Linked DNA regions of Homo sapiens: region 1 is linked to region 2. Evidence: read pairs that join two places in POLR2A ChIA-PET (ENCODE). Cell type or tissue: Panc1. All regions are shown on one strand. Each heading gives the region's core, and the rest is flanking DNA. Links, peaks and the distances in the headings are about the cores only. Region 1 has its middle 93 kb from the start of HDAC9. Region 2 overlaps HDAC9 (histone deacetylase 9).

What was found. Peaks named below come from ENCODE experiments on the same cell type or tissue, not always from the same donor. Only the 100,000 strongest peaks of a DNase experiment are listed, where the experiment ranks them.
Region 1: POLR2A ChIA-PET joins it to region 2 with 6 read pairs; 2 of 35 experiments call an interaction of 5 or more read pairs at or near these places.

Annotation. Positions count from the first base shown.
Region 1 is chr7:18,400,496-18,404,902 of GRCh38, reverse strand. It overlaps a transcript of HDAC9 not described here. Among named protein-coding and RNA genes, the nearest start is that of HDAC9, 93 kb to the left of the region's middle. In Panc1, for the core only: no CTCF peak of the experiment used is centred there; a DNase peak (open chromatin) is centred at 1,941; H3K27ac peaks cover 352 bases.
Region 2 is chr7:18,770,598-18,775,004 of GRCh38, reverse strand. The region is part of intron 16 of HDAC9 (histone deacetylase 9); the gene reads right to left. Among named protein-coding and RNA genes, the nearest start is that of HDAC9-AS1, 130 kb to the left of the region's middle. In Panc1, for the core only: no CTCF peak of the experiment used is centred there; no DNase peak of the experiment used is centred there.

The sequences.
Region 1 (4,407 bases), core at 261-4,260, 370 kb after region 2:
CCCACAACCCTGAAGTAGAATAATCAGATAAACAATAATCGTACTTCTTTTTATTAATCTTTCTTTTTATACATTTCTACATATAGCTTACATTTATTTCAATAGTTAATATTAGAAGTATTTAGAAGTTTGGTGATTTTTGTGACCATAAATATACTGTAGAAACTTAACTATTGTTTATATCAATTAGCCTATGGTAAAACTGATTTTGTTATACAACGTTTCTCTTAAAGTTGCAGTTTCCAAGACCTATCAATGATTAAGTGAAGATTTACTGTATTTTGTGTTTCTAAGCTTAACTATTAATAGTATAAGAAACCCTAATTTCAAGAATACAAAGTGAAGTAAAATCAATTCAACATTAGTAATTATATTATATACCTGCCTAGGCACTAAGCACTGGAAACAAGTTAGACACAGCCCTTACCCTGTAGAACTTACAGTCTAGCGTAATCCTAGCATAATTCTCCAATATACAACCTATTCTCATTCTCCTTCTTCTAATGTGACATTGCTCTTTCATTCAGGATAAATCGTTTACATGATTTATTATTTTTCCCTTTAAAAAAAACATTACATTTGTCCTGCCTATGTATGTTATATACCTCTTAAAGACAGGATGCCTCTTACATTTTTGCTGGCTTTCAACTTGTCAATCAATAGATACCTTTTGGTGGACTAACTAGATATTAAATATGAATATAACATCATTGCATTACACGACATTATATTTGTATTTTTATATGACAAGTACATGTGGTCAAAGAAGAAATTTGAAGATACGTATTGCCTCATCCTTATTGATTTCTGATTAAGGTCAACTCCCCTTTTCTTTTCTGCATTGGCCTGTCAGTTTCTCCAACATGCCGCATTCCTAGCCTCCTCGAGAGCTCTAAAAGACTCTTCTGCTGCCTACAAGGTCTCGCCCCTCTTCATGGAACTAATGCTAACTCATTCAGGTCTGAGCTTGCAGACTACTGCTTCACAGAAGCTTATTTACCCTGCCCTACCCAGGGTAGATTAAGTCTCTCCATTAAATAGACTCATAGCAAGTTCTACTTTTCTTTCCCAATGTTTACAATATGTCTTAATTACATATTTTCTTCTATAACTATTTGATTAACATATGTCTTGATCTATAAAGCAAGAACTCAAAAGGCAAGAACTGTTTTTGCCTTGCTCACCATGGTGTACCAGATCAGAACCTTGGACATAGTAGCTACTCAATAAATGTTTATGAGTGAGCCAAGCCTACCTAGGGTTCATTTACGTATTTGTTTATGCATTTATTTATTTTCATTTACTCATTATTCATTTTGCCATTTCATTCTCACAAATATACATGGAGAAATTACTAGGACTAGGCACTGTGCTAGACTCTGATGCTACAACCAAATACACAGCAGGTGTATTTTTGAATATAGAAAAAAGACCCAGGAAAATAACAAGTGCAACAGCGTGTTTCGATTTTATGATAGAAAGAAATATGGAAGTACATGGAAAGAAATAGTTAAAAATAGTTAAACCTGTTCTGCCTTCCCCCAATAAATTAGTATTGATCAAATCATAAGACCTAGTATGCCATTCTATAGTAATGATGACTTTACCGTAAGAGTCACTGAATTCCATTATTATATCTTGGATATGTTTCTATTTGAGATAAAATGGCAAATTAGCATTATCTTGCTATGTAAGTATATACCTCACTGTATTTATACACTTAACTGGGAAATTTAAGTCTGTATGTACACACAGTCAATATAATTCCCAGCTCCAAATCTGTAAATAAAGATATTTTATATCCAATTCTCAAAACATGCAATCAGATGTACAATATGAAATGAAATGTAAACATATTTCCCTAAGCCACTAATTTACTATCAAGCAAGGGACTTTTCAGGATCAAGCCGACTCTGACTCACAGCTAGGCAATTCTGTGATTGCGTTTGCTTAAGCCACAGCCAGCGTTTTATATAATCGCTCTGTTTAGAACATCAGATTTCCTGTGGATTTTTTTTAGATTTGCTATGCCACCCAAAATTTTCTCTGAAGGGTAATATAATGTATATGGCTTTTTATTGAGTCTGTTCTTAAAAGAGGTGCCTAGCCAGTAAAGAAGTGCCTGAAAGCAACCTTTCATTCAACTGTTTTACATACAAAATTCATCCCAACCATCAGCAATACCACATATGAACCAGTCTCTCACCTCTATGTTCATTATTCACACTGCTACCAGAGTGAGTTCTCCAACCCAGAAATCTTATCATGCCTCTCACTTGCCTGAAACCTTCTGAGGGCACTCCGATACATTCATGATAAAAGTCCAGCTCCTTAGCTTGGCAATCAAAACCCTCCATGAACTGGTCCCTGTTTTACACTCCCAGCTCACCACCCACCTCACTCAGTCTTTTACTTTATACTACATTGATAGTGAGAAGTTAATGGCTTCTCTATCCCCCACACTGTCTCATGCCTTTGCACAGGCTCTTTCCTCAGATCAGAACCTCCTCCTTTTCTGGCTTAAAGATTCCTACTCAGTCTTTAAGATTTACTTCATTTCATTCCTTTAGGAGGCCTTTGTTGAGCTCTCCATCCCAGGATAGACAGCTTACTCTGTTTTCCAGAACAATTTGAGCTTACTGTATTTTTATGCCTATTATATTATATTGATATATCTGTTAACCCGTCCTACTTCTGGTTAGACTACAAGATCCTTGAGAACTGAAGAACAGGGATATAAGTCTTATTTTTCATTGTATCCACCCCCTCCAAGTCAACCATGGTGTTTAACTCAAGATCAGTGCCTAACAAATATTAGTTGTTTCCTTTCTCAAAAAGGTACTGAAGGCATTTACAAAATAGATTATTGAGAAAAGAATGAAACAAGTATAAAAACAGTCATAAATCAGGAAGTGGATATGAGAAGTGCCACAAAGCAGTGTGCAAATAAAGGCCAGTGGGAGCTGAAAAAGGGAACAACAGATTGAGAATATCAACAAAAGTTATATTCGAATTGTGTTTCTCAGAATGAGTATAATTTTGATAGAAGAAAATGGAAAGAGGGCCAGAGAAACTGCCTGTATAAAAAAATACCAGAGGCAGGTAACACCAGATTGTGAACTATGAGTAGTAACTCTGGCCAAGAGAGCTGTACGTAGCAGAATATGGAAGAAAAATAAAAACGAGGCTAGGACTAGAGCATGGGTTTTTTTGAAAGCTCATGCATTTAAGTTTACTCTATACATGATGTAACTGAGGCAAAAACCAATGCAGGTTGTTGAGCACAATTATAACAAGAGAAAATTACCTATCCAGTTCTGCTGAGGCATTGAGGTTATTCTCCATCATGAATACCATGATCACCACCATGATGATCACCACAGTATACCCTAGCTCTGCCACTTTATGATTGAAAGGGACAGATTAAGTCTTATCATGCAAAGTGCAAAGCTCCCAGAAGAATGCGGTGTTTTGCAGAATATGGCCACCCCAACCACCAGCATAGCCACTCTTTGCTCCTCTTCCCAACTGCATCTTCAAATGAGGCAAACAGCCATAGAATCATGCAAAGCAGCTGTGCAAAAGTGAGCCCAAAAGATGTATACAGAGTAGAGAGGAGCTGACCTTTCCTTGAGTATAAGTTTTTCTCAAGGAGCCCTGGAAGTGACTATCAAGCTGTTTTGTTCCCTGCTAGCTGTAATATCACAATTATATCACACTTTAAGTGGATAACACTTCATTAAAAATACCAACTAAAAGCACTTTTCAAAGAGAAAACCTTTGACATGCCATGACCAAAATGATTAAAAGTAATGAAAGCTGAACAAAAAGTAGGAAGACTTATTTTCTCCAGAAAGCCCATAAACAGCCTACAAAAGATTAAATTTAGATGAGTTTCCCAAGCGTTTTTATACCACAACTAAGGCATCTGAGACTAGCTTATGCAAATTACACTACTGTTTATTTAGCTTCTGATAGCTCAATCTAAACACTCAGGCCTCAATCCATTAAAGAAAACCTAAGAGGAAAGTAAGTTTCACAAAATGCAGACGTGGTTTGCAGGATTCAATCTCCAGTTTTTGAAGGGGAATGTCACTGTAGTCTGTTCCTCCTTTTCTGGGCCTCAGGATTCATGGCTTTCATCGTACATCTACTTTCTTGTTCCTCTGCCTCTCCTATCCAGTAGAGTCCTAATTCATCTTCATCCTCCTCTATTTGACTCACATAATTGCATGTATAAATTGATGCAGGGTTCTCAACTTTTCTAAGTGCCACTTTTCAGCATCTGCTCCCATTCCAGAAACTGTCCACCTTCCTCATCCAGTCTTTTCAAGTTCCCATTCATACCTCCCGGCTATCCTCTCAATGGATGACCCCATGTCCAACTTCACAGTGAAACCAAGAAGT
Region 2 (4,407 bases), core at 247-4,246:
TAACCCTACGATAGCCTCTAAGTCTTCAAGTAAAAGGAAGAGTTGCACGTCTCTCACTCTCAACACTCTCAATCAAAAGCTAGAAATGATTAAGCTTAGCGAAGAAGGCATGTTGAAAGCTGAGACAGGCCGAAAACTAGACCTGTTGTGCCCAACAGTTAGCCAAGTTGTGAATGCAAAGGAAAAGTTTTTAAAGGAAACTGAAACTGCTACTGCAGTGAACACACAAATGCTAAGAAAGTGAAATAGCCTTACTGCTGATATGGAGAAAGTTTGAGTGGTCTAGACAGAAGATCAACCCAACCACATTCCCTTGAGCCAACGCTTTATCCAGAATAAGGCCCTCAATATTGAAGCAAAACCCTGCACCAGCAAAAAGATTACCACTCACTGAAGGCTCAGATGATCATTAGGATTTTTAAACATAGTTTTAAAATTATGTACATTTTTAAAGATATAATGCTACTGTAAACTTAATAGACTACAGGACAGTATAAACATAAGTTTAGTATACACTGAGAAACAAAACATTTGTGTGACTCACTTTATTGTGCTATTTGCTTTACTGTGTTGCTCTGGAACTGAATCTGCAATATTTCCAAGGTATGTCTGTGTGTATCCATAGTAAATATCAATTAGAGATTATATAAATCATAATATTTAGAATATAACAGAATAAATTCACCAAATGATTTCAGGAGCATAAAAATATCGAATATATTAGTCCTTTAATAGTCTTATCAGTCTTCATAGAAATAATGACTCAATGCATGCTCTATTGCTAAGAGAATCATTGCTTAGTCATTTAATTCCTTTATTTTACTTATTATTTTTTATTTAAAGTTAAGACACTCTATAGCAATAATGATACTGCTAGTCTAAAACTCAGAAGCTATGGGTTTTTCTTGAGTTGGGGAATGATTAAATCCTAGGGATTCTGCTGTGAACTGCCTGCTTATGGCTCAAGCATTCAGTGAGCTAATTTATTTTGGTTTTGAATTTTGAAAAAAAAACTGTTGTTCTCCATTAATGAAAGTTTAGAAGTTATGCTTTACTAAGTTTGTGGTTAAAATACTTCACAAAGACAAATCCAATAATGACACATCAGTTTTACATATTGAATATTAGTTTGTTACGGGGGTGAATATCTGGATCTGGAACTAACTATTCGGAGTGGAAATATGACAGATGAAAAATACAAATGCTGTTACTTCACCTTAAAATGAAAAGCTTAGGTGTGCCTGAATATAGCTGTATTTCAGGCTGCTACAAGAATTATTTTTTTTTAGGTAGTACCATTTCCTTTGTCTACTCTAAATTTTCATTTGATTTAAGCCTAACGTCTCCTTGGCAGTCAGAAGTAGCAATCAGTAGATGATCATATTTTCAAATCTATTCAAGTATGTTTTACTTTCTCAGCTTTTATTTAATCGAGCCACAGATCTTCTAAGTTAGATAGAAATTTAAATTTCATCAAATCCATTTACCTTCAGCAACTGCAGAGCCTAAGGCTGAATTTCTTCTTGTCTCAATGTTCATAATCGTTTTCTTCCTCCCTGTTATTGACATTACTTTGGTGGAAATAGGTGCTTTTGTGTGTGTGTGTGTGTGTGTGTGTGTGTGTGTGTGTGTGTGTGTGTATACAGTTTTTTAAAAAAATAGGTCTTATGGCCCCAGTAATGTAAAAAACACAAATAAAGCTTTGATGATGGCATTTTTTTAGCCATCTCATTTTGGCAACAGAAGAATTTTAACAGCTTTGTGATATTCATGTTTACTTTAAATAAGAAAATGAAGTATTCTTATTTCAAAATGCATCTCGTTGTACTTAGCCATAATGTCAAAGCAATAGAAAGAATTTAATCACAGATGAGATGCTGCAAGTAAGTGAATTAAGGAGGAAATTAAGGTTTTCTTCTCTCATTTTCTTCTTTCCTGCAATGGACATTAGATGCTTAATGATTCTATGTATTTTCACATTTTGTCCCATACACAGAGTAATGTATACATGTGTATCTCTGTAGGGAGTGTTGTCTACATCCCAACAACTATTATTGAGTATACACAATTAGCATAATCTATGCAATACTGGAAACTTCCTTTGCAATTTAGAAGGAATTCCCTGACTTTAATAATATTTCATGCATTTTTTCGAAGTCTGAGGCAACATAATCTTTTTACAGAATTTGCAGCATGAAACTAAATTCTCAGTTTCATTAAGGTGGCTTATCAGTTTTAATTTTGCCAGGTGCCATGGGGTGTTCTTGCTAGTATCAATTGCATCAAGTCTGAAGCTGATGAAAATCCAGATACAGTTAGGAAGAGGAGATATAAAAAAGAGAGATTCTAAATCAGGGTGGATCCTTTTATTGTGCTGGAGGGAAAAAGTTTGTGATACCTCTTTGATAGCAACAGTGGAGGAAATGAAGTACTGATTGCAAGCCAGGTTTGAGTTGAACATTAATAGGAGGGAAATTAACATTACCCTGATTACTGCATGTGAGAAGCAGATGCTACCCCCTCCTCTTTCTGCTGATGTAACAAAAGGCATTGTGCTTGCTCAGGATAATTGGGTTGAAATAACATATGAAGAAAGAGGTTCCTGAGTCAATATCAAAACCTCAGGAACATGCAAAGTTTTGGCATAAACAGAAGGTGGGGTTTTTCCCTCCTTTTTTGGAAGAAAAAAATTCTCTACTAATTGGCAACAGCTTGGTGCAATTGTCAGAAATACGGTGTGTTCTATTGCCTGAACAGTCAATGCCTGGCTGCCTCCCATGACCTGTCCTCATACCACCCCCAACACACAACTCACACATTTATTGCTAATTCTTCTTGAAAATTTAGCTTATAACTGCTTGAGTAACCTCCACACCCTATTCTTTCTTTGCTGTTTTAAAAGCTTCCTTCTCTGTGCTCTCATAGCTTAGCATTTTTCTGAACCAGCCCAATGGCTAGGCTGTGAGCAATTGAGATTGAGAGCAGTGGTCTTGTCTCATTGCTCATTCGTTTTTGCATGCTGCACCTTGTCTAGTCATCAACAACAAGCCTTATCTTATTCTTCCTGCCCTTCATGCCTTATCTGATGGCACACATTATGGCTTTGAAAATATTGGTTTTGTTTCAAAGATGACCATCCTAAATCACAGCAGTAAAATGCATTATTAACCAAGCTTTTGTCGCATTGAGTTTAACTATATGTCCATAGATGTGGTCATAAAACAAAATCCATTCCCTAGTATTATAATGGAGGGAAACACCAGAGCAGCTCTTTGTAGGGCTTGCCACTAGAATACTATTTACTGGTACTGGGGAGAATAAATGTGAAGGACCAATGTGGTGTAATAATTAGAAAAATAATATGAAGATACACATGTGGTGTAAAATAGATTTTTCTCCTGATTATGTATGTGTATATACAATGTTTCTTGTATATATAAACACACACACACACACACACACACACATATCTGTAAATTTATAAATAAGAGGGGAGAGCTTACATTTTAATTCTGACAAGATAAAAGAAAATTTAAGACATTTCATCCAAATCTGCCTCTCGCGTAGTGAGTATAGTTGATATACAACTGAAACGTTTGCAGAAAACCTCAGAGCAATTGAAATGGGCCTTAAATTACTACCCTCTCATAATCACCTAATCCTTCTCCCCATCTCCCCTTCCCCAATCACAAAAATGACATTCCTAAGTGTGTCAGATCTAGGTGTAACCAAACAGAATATGAACAGAGTAAAAGTCGTAATAAAAAGCTAGCTTTGTGTTCACAGATTGACTGAGTCACTGCTGGAGAAGGTGCCTTCATTAAACCTTTTAGAGCCTCTTTTTGCATATCTTCAACCACTTAGTCAGGTCCCAGTTCTGCCCGTGCCCTGCAAATCCTCAGTCCTCTTAGGGGATTGTTCTCCCTCGTCCACAGCTCCTCCTCTTCCAATCAAGGGTCTGACACTACCCATTGACCACGTTTATTTTTCTGCCTTTTGGCCCTGGGAGCTTGTCTGCTGTAGGATAAAAGTGGAATTCTCTGCTGTCTGCAGGGCTTTCCCCAGGGAACAGAGCATGAAACCCAAACTTATATAAAATCATATCCTGTTTGCAAACATCATATTCCCTTTGCTTCTCACTGATCTGGTCCTGTAAACCCCAGCACAGCTTGAGAGCCCATTCCTCATCTAAACAAATGCCATAAGCCCCTTTATACTTTTACAACCATGTCAAAAAATAATATTGCCTGCCAATAGTGATGTGATTGGAGTTGCCTCCTCTGAGCCATAAAAGAAGCGCAGAGTCTGTTATCAATTTCTCTAAGTGTATCAGGGGAATTATGGGTCGATTCAGTTCCAAGTTATAAATGACAACTCAAAAGCCGCAGAAGCGTTTGAAGCTGGGAG